Linked DNA regions of Mus musculus: region 1 is linked to region 2. A link is a loop called in an ENCODE intact Hi-C map of the cell type or tissue named here. Cell type or tissue: left cerebral cortex. All regions are shown on one strand.

Region 1 (4,000 bases), 150 kb after region 2:
CAGGTCAACAACAGACTCTTTTCCTCCTGTTTTGTTTCTATGTTGAAATTAAACACTCAGGCAGTTGCCCTGGGCTTTCTCCATGGAAGTTTTGGGCCCCTAACACACACCTATTTCCCTAACGTTGGAAGGCAGAGACCAATAGACCCATGAAGCCCACTGACCAGCTAGCTTAGCAGAATAGATGGGCTTCCAGTTCAGTGAGAGACCCTGCCTCAGAAACTAAGAAAGACTCCTGACATCGACCTCTGGTGGAGACACCCATATGAACACACCCATATGAACACATACATACACCAACATCCGTATGTACACACACATATCTATGCCACACACACACAAAGAAGGGAAATATTTTGTTGTGATATTGTTATCGGTATCAGTGATTATAACTTAGCATGTTGGAAGTTATTTTTCTTTGAAGAGCTGAACAAAATACGTATTTACTCCATTATTTAAACAAACAAAAATACACAGAAATAGAATTGTTGTTTTATATTGGGGGGTGTGCGTGTGTATGTGTATACCCACATGTGTTGTGTGCCTCTGTGTGCGAATGTATGTGAATGTGTGTCTGTGTGTGTGAGAGTGTGTTTTGTGTGTGTGAGTATATGTGTGTGAATGTGTGTGTGTGAGTGTATAAGTGTGTGAGTGTGTATGGTATGTGTGAGTATATGTGTGTGAATGTGTGCCAGTGAGTGTGTGTTTTGTGTGATAGTGTGTTTTGGGCGTGTGAGGATATGTGTGTGAATGTGTGTGTGGTATAAGTGTGTGAGTGTGTATGGTATGTATGAGTGTGTATGGTATGTGTGAGTGTGTGAGACAGTGTGTGTGTGTGTGTGTGTGTGTGTGTGGGTATGAGTATGTAAGTGTATGTGTGTATGTCTGTGTTGGGCATAAGATCAGGGCTTCTCAGAGGCTAAGCAGAGGCTCTGTATCTCCTAGTCCCCGATTTCTTCTCATTAGATTTGGCATAACTTTGCTCATTTGCTATGGATGTTGTAAGCGCTTCCTCCCAATGTTTGCCCCAGCGCAGTGGAGCTAACTAGAGCTGAGCTGTGACTCTAAGCATATCTCTGGAAGCTTCCAGGTTTTCATTTTCCCCTAAAGCCTACATCATTCAACCAAGGGGGCTATATACACCTGACAGGAGAAAGCTAGGTTTTGAGTCCTGCGAGAGCCAACACGCAGAGTTAACATGGGGCTGGTGTTTAAATTCAACTTACCAGGTTCCTTTACCCTTAGCTTGCCTTTAACAAGTCTGCAAAGGGTAGGCAGAATGGGCCAGAAAACACCACATTTCCATTTAATATTACTCTGTTTCGTTCAAATCAAGCATCGGCCTTTTCTGGTCATTGGTCCGGATCCCTCTGCACAGCCGCCTCTGTCATTCTGTGAAATGCAACTGCTGTGTCCACTCGGGAGTGCAGATAAAAGGAAGCACGTGTTCTCTACCGGCCTTTCGATTCACTTCCTAAATAAGCTCGTGCCTAGCGAGATATTTCGGATAGGCTATAACGCAGAAAAGCAACATGCCACGGCACCTCAAATTATGAAGCTTTAAAGTCTTTTGTTGATTAAAGGGGGCAACAGTATTTTTCCAGAACTTGGCTTTCAGAGTTCCTTTTGGATTCTGAAAGAGCAGATCACAGCGCCACCCAGTGGACATCAGTGGTTTAACGTTGGCGACAAGGAGACAGGTAAAGCCCCATTTAAATGCTATAAATTCACTTTCCATTCATTCATTTTCCCTGTCGTTAGTGGGGTTTTTTTTTATTGTGCCATATCCATAACAGATGGCATGTCACAGTTTAAATTATTTCCTTTATTGTAGACCCTTCATCCAACTGGCGCCTCAGTTTCACCAAGTACAAATTTACTACTTTGTGGGCACCATCCATTCATTTTTCAGGGACAGTTACTTGAATAGCCACCTGGTGTCCAGAGCTTATTGATGCATTGTGTGTTATTCATTGCACATGTCTTTGTTCCATCACATGCAAGCTCTTGATTGTGGTGCACAACACAGCGGGTGTGTGTGTGTGTGTGTGTGTGTGTGTGTGTGTGTGTGATCCATCGGTGTTTGTGCGTTTACAGATCCATCGCTTTGGGGCTTCGCTTGGCCTTAAAGCCCCTACCATTTGGCTGGGGGAGTGTTACTCACCTGACAAGGAAACCCTGACTGCATGTGAGAGTCACCCATAGAATTTCCTAAATGTTCATTCCCCAGAACACACTTCCCAGAAATCTGACATCTAGTCTAGAAGTGAGGCTCACACATTCCAAGGAACCTACTGTGTGCTGGTGTGACCTCTCTCCTGCTTTATGGTCAGATTCATGCCAGGTGTGTAGATGGCATTTGAGTGACTAGGCATTTCTGCTAAATACTTAGTGGGAAACATGATTTAAAAGTTCAGTGGTGGGAGGTGGAGGCAGGAGGTTTAGGAATTGAACTGCCTCCTAAGTGCACAGTGAGTCTGCCTCCTAAGTGCACAGTGCGCTTGAGGCCAGCCTGACCTATTTGAATCGCTGTCTCAAAACATGAAAAAGTAGACAACTTTTATTTCTTATGAGTAAAGTATTTATGGACAGAAAACCTACTACGTGTGTGTGCACAGGTGTGTGTGTGGGTGTGTGTGTGTGAGTTTGTGTGTGTGTGTGTGTGTGTGTGTGTGTGTGTGTACATGACAGTGGGAGCCAGAGGACCATCATGCATATCATTCTTCAGAGGTCATCAACCTTTTGTGAAAATGTTTTTACTAATTCTTTGGTGACTTCATACAAAATATTTTGTACGTGTTTCCCTCCCTCCCCCCTTCCTCCTCTTCTTCATCCTCCTCTTCCTTCTCCTCCTCCTCCTCCCCGTCTCCTTTTTGAAACAGGGTCTCTCACTGACCTGGCCTGCTGCTGGGCTGCAGTGAGCTAGCTACAAGCACACACTACCATACTTGACTTTCTATATAGTCCTAGTGATCTAACTCGGGGACCTGGTACTCTCAAGAAACTACCTAAGAGACAAACAGAAGCCATGATTATCAGCGGGGTCAGCTCCTAAATGCACAGTCAAACGATGTGATCGCTTCTAGAAATCCCAGCCATGCAGTATCACTAGAAATGAATGCAATTAGAACGTGAGAGCCATAGGATTCACACGGTGCCCCAGAAATGCTCAACTCTGCAAACCAGGAGATGGAGGATAGCATCTCCTTGGAATCCCTCTTCTTGGCTGAGTGGACTCTGCCCACTCCAGGACTGAGCCTGGCACTACAGAGTTGTTCTGGCTGTTCCTTGCCTTTATTGCACAAATCCTCACATCTGATTCATAATCCAGATATGATGGTACAAGCCTGTAATCCCAGGAGGTAGAGGCAGGAGGGCCAGAAGTTTAAGGTCATCATCAACTACATAATGAATTTGAGGTTCTCATGAGCTACATGAGGACATGTCATAGTGGATGGATGGATGGATGGATGGATGGATAGATGGATGGATGGATGGATATCACATAGGGAAAAAGTATGGCTGTAAATTTGGACCTGAGAGAATAGAATGTGTTGGGATGTGTCAGTTCTTGGGCGTCTGAGGCTGCACACGTGACCTTATGACTGACAGCAGGTTAGCTGCAGGCTGAGGGTCATATGAGGAAGACTGACTCTGCCTTCCCAAGATCTCATTCACTTGTCCAGCCCTGGCTTTAGACCTGCTGTATGGCTCCTGCATATGGGGCTGTGTGCGAACTCTCAATAAACAGACTTCAAAGGGGGAAGTCTGCGACCAAGCCAAGGCAAATACAACTATGAAAACCTAGCCTGGCTTGCCCCAAGGCGACTCCAAAAGGGAAATAAACACTGTGAATGAACAGGGAGCTCTGATTCTCTGCCTCAACCGGGAAAGCAGCTCTGTTTGCAGCTGGGGCAGGCTCTGGGCTCAGCTCCGTCCTCCTGCTAAGCCTTGGTGACCCTCGGGTTCTGCAACCAGCCTCTGGTGCTGTGAGAACACC
Region 2 (4,000 bases):
GTACTGCCCTGGCCACTAAGACCCTGAGAGCCATGGTCTTGGTTTGACTTCAAAGCAACCGTCCTCAGCCGACCCTGACCCTGGTTTCCCCAAAACAGGTTAAATCAATTACAAGAACACCTCTGGAGAAGGGAGTACATTATTTTGCATAACAGAGCTACTTCCAAAGACAAAGACTGCCCCAGACAGCGTGAGAACGGGTGCCACCGTGCCAAGTGATTGAGCAGTGAGTTCCTTACACCCTACCTAGGCTACCCTTTCTCCGAAGCATTCCTGTGACAGCATTGCTAGGAAGGGGTGTCGGAGTTAAGGCATTGCCTCCTTCCTTTTGCTGGCCTCACAATTTCGGAGCCATTTCTAGAGCTAAATGGTACCAGGCTGACCCCTTCAAGGAGTATCAAGCTTTAGAGTCACCTTCTATGAAGCAGAGGTGCCCTCCCCCACCCCACCCCCAATTGGGCAGCGTCTGAGCAATGCACTGGGGACGCTTGCTCAGGGCAGTGCCCACAGAAGGCCCACTCCCGCAGGAACCCAGAACGCAGCCAAGTGCCTTCTTATACACACCAGACTGAGAGCTTATTTAAATGGCTACTGTGCTATACACACAGCAGTGTCCTTATTTGCTGGCTAGCTCCCAAACAAGAATAGCTTACTTAGTCCTTTACCCGCAGTCCTCCCCCGCCAGTTAATCTCTGGTTTGTTTGAAATAACTGACAACATACCGTTTACTCTTCTGATAATTTTTATTTTTAAAACCCAGGAGGGTTTTAAAACCTCCTCAAGGCAGGAGGCCTGATCTCGAAGCCTATTTTGTAGCAAGCGGATAGGAAGGCTCCTTGTAGAACATCGGCTAACACCACTCTTCCGGGTGGAAAAGAAACCAACGAAAAGTTGCTGCTGTTGTAAAACCTAATTCCATATTTTAACCTTCCACGGAAACTTCAGACAGCAGCAAATCATCTCTCCTTCTCAGACCCAGGGGTCCTGACAGCAGGGAGCCAGGACCAAGAACTTTCAGCGCAGGGGGAGAAACCCCGAGGAACGTCCCTTGGGCCCAGCTGGGTATGCTTTAGGACCGCAGGGTGCTGGAGCAGGGCCCTCCCGAAGTGGGCCTGCCGGGCAGGGGCCGAGCCACCGCCTCTCGCTACCTCAGCTCCCGGGTGCTCTAAGTTCGCCGGCGCTTACTCCCGGGCCCCTCCGGACTGGAGGCTGGCACCCGCGGACCAGACAGCCGAGCTTCACCACTGTGGTGGAGGAAAATTCAGCTAAGACTCAGACAAAGTAAACACAGGCCGTGGGAGGCAGCCGCAGAGGGGGCTTACTGACCCCGCGCAACAGCACTGGTGGAGAAGCCCTGTGGCCCAGGGACACCTGTCGCCACCAGAGCAACGACTCTCCAAATCTCTGTCTTCCTTCCGCGGCGCTGGCTTTCCGAGAGGCCTGCTCTGCACTACCAGCCCTAAAGCCTGGAGGTGCTGGAGGCAACAGGCCTCGGAGCCCGGTGCTTTCTGACAATGTCAGAATCCCTCAGCCCCAGCCACAGACCCCAGACCTGATTCACTGCGGTGCCTGACCCAGCCGCCCGTCACCCGCTGGAGAGTGTCCATCCAGCAGGCCGCTATTTCCTACAAACCAGCGTCCACAGGAGAGCTGCGGCCCGGTGACAATTGCCCGCTGTAGCGCTTTCAAATCCTGAGATGTTACACTCAGGCCCACCCGCCACTTTTGAAATGATCCCTTTTCTCTTAACGGCAGCGTCCGAGCTTATCCAGTTTCTTGTCCTCCTGCCCGTATCATCGTTTCCCAGAGCAAAGGGAGGCAAGTTGGGGAAAACGATATAGGAGTCTCTCACTCGAATCTGCTCACAAACTCTCGGAGCCTCAGCGTTGGCCTGCGGTGCGCGGGCCTTCCTGTGCATTCAGCAGCTCAGAGAGGATAGAGCAGCGAGTCCTTGTCCACCAGCAGAAAAAGAGAGAAATGGAGGAGGGGGGAGCAAAAGCAGAGGCGAGAGAGAAGTAAGGAGAAGGGAAAAAATTATAATGGAGAGAGAGCAGGAGGAGGAGGAGAAGAAAGAAGAAGAAGAAGAAGAAGAAGGAGAAGGAGAAGGAGAAGGAGAAGGAGAAGGAGAAGGAGAAGAAGAAGAAGAAGAAGAAGAAGAAGAAGAAGAAGAAGAAGAAGGAGAGATAGAGAGAGAGAAAGAAAGAGAAAGAGGGAGAGAGAGAGAGAGAGAGAGAGAGAGAGAGAGAGAGAGAGAGAGAGAGAGAAGACCAGCATGGACTGGTATGGAAGGAAGGAAAGAAAGAGAAGCCAGTGAAAGGAGAGGAGGAGAGGGCCAGGAAAGAAAGGAAAGGGGGAAAGAACAACCGGAACGAACTAGCCTGCCTGTGTCAGCTTGGCAAACACTAACCCAGGAATAACGCTTGGTTTTCCCGACTCTGCCCAGAGCTTATACGTGATTGGATTGTCCCTCAGCCTTAGCTTAGGCCTGGGCCGAAGCCCCGGCGCGGCCTCCCCAGACGCGGCCACGGTAGCCAGGAGGCCGCGCGGGCTTCTCCGCGCACGGAAGCCTCCTTTCTGCAGCCGGCCGCTCAGCTCCCCCGCGCCTCGGACGCCCACCTGCAGCCTCACCTTCCGGGAAGACCGCGCGCATCTTCAGGTAGCTGGTGGTGAGTCGGATGATGGACGCTTTGTCCAGCTGCGAGGTGATGGCCGAAGGCAGCGGGAGCAGCTTGGCCAGCTCGTAAAACTCGCCATTTTCCTTCTCCCTCCTGGTTTTGGCCGCATTTTTGGACTTCTCCTTCATCGCGCCTCGGCTCTGGGCATATTAGACCTCGCTGCGCTCCAGGCCCGCGGAGTCCCGCTTGGGCTGCGGCAGCCGGAATGGGGACAGGGACGCCAGGGGTCAGGTGAGTCGGGGTGCCGGGCTCGGGCAGGTGCGGGAGACCGGCCTGGAGCACCCAACGTCTTCTGCAAGGCGCCAGCCCTGAGTCCGTCGCAAACCAGCTGCGCAGCCCCCCTCTCTGTCTGAGGCTGGAGGCTGGACCGTCCCGTGTGGACCTGATCCCAGCTCGCTCTTCCTTCTGGTCTCCAGTATCTCCCGCCTCGACCTTCCTGGGGCTGTGGTTGGCGGGCGAGCAGGCGCCGACCCTGTTTAGTCCTTAAAGGAGGGCTTGTACCCGCTGCCGCGAGGGCCCTCGGAAGGCAAGGGCGGCAGCGGCGGCGGCCGCCGCGGAGCCATGGGGCGGGAGCGGAGCGAGGTGGCAGTGGCCAGTGCCAAGCCTGAGCTCGGTGCGCTTTCCTGCCCTCCCCGGCGGTTCCGGCTTCCTTAGTCCGGTCGTCCGGAGCCCGCGATCGGTGGCGGGGCGCAGTTGCTCCGCGGTCCACGTGTGACCGAGCTGCGTTTGTTTATGGCAGACCCGCCTTCGGGCGGAGACTGGGCTGCGCGGGACCGCGGGAGGGGGGAGGGGAGGGGCCGTGGCGGGGGCGGTGAGCCTCGCCTCCGACCCCCGCCGCGGCCCGTGAGTCGCCGGCGCGCCTCCGCGTCGCCACCTCCAGGGACTGTCCCCACGAGAGACCGGCGCGCTCCCGGGGTAAGGTAAGCCGTGGTGAGTGCACGAGAAGCGTCGCGCCTACCCGCTCCGAGGTTGAGTGTCAGGGCCTGGGATCGAGGATGAGCGGCCGACGCGGTAAAGAAGGAAGGAGGGAGGGCTGCAGTGCTGGTTTCCACGGAGGCTCCGGGCAGGTCACCCGCGGGCGCGGCCCAGAAAAGGCGGCGCTAACAGCTGGCTAAGTGCCCGGCGACGGGGTGGCAATCCTGGTCTCACACTTGCACCTTCCTTGGGTGGCCGATCCGCGAGTCTAAAGGGGTGGCCCGAGGAAAAATTACTCCTTTCCCCTCCACTCATCCACACGCACGCGTGCACGACGCCTTCCAGGAGAGAGAGAGAGAGAGAGGGAGAGAGAGAGAGAGAGAGAGAGAGAGAGAGAGAGAGAGAGAGAG

Evidence for each region. A loop is a pair of places that touch in the nucleus more often than their neighbours do. Peaks named below come from ENCODE experiments on the same cell type or tissue, not always from the same donor. Only the 100,000 strongest peaks of a DNase experiment are listed, where the experiment ranks them.
Region 1: a loop joins it to region 2, with 2.8 times the contacts of the local background. A loop is called at or near these places in 1 of 42 quality-filtered maps.

The regions. Positions count from the first base shown.
Region 1 is chr16:93,936,135-93,940,134 of GRCm38, reverse strand. The region is part of intron 1 of Gm31012 (a long non-coding RNA gene); the gene reads right to left. It also overlaps a transcript of Cldn14 not described here. Among named protein-coding and RNA genes, the nearest start is that of Cldn14, 8.6 kb to the right of the region's middle. In left cerebral cortex, a CTCF peak has its summit at 1,659 (motif pointing left); DNase peaks (open chromatin) are centred at 1,658 and 3,836; H3K4me3 peaks cover 282 bases.
Region 2 is chr16:94,084,619-94,088,618 of GRCm38, reverse strand. Sim2 (single-minded family bHLH transcription factor 2) reads right to left here and starts at 3,359. Exons shown (of 11, transcript NM_011377.2): 1 at 2,629-3,359. The coding sequence starts at 2,803. Gm31175 (a long non-coding RNA gene) reads left to right here and starts at 3,475. Exons shown (of 6, transcript XR_876272.2): 1 at 3,475-3,595. In left cerebral cortex, no CTCF peak of the experiment used is centred here; DNase peaks (open chromatin) are centred at 1,499 and 1,583.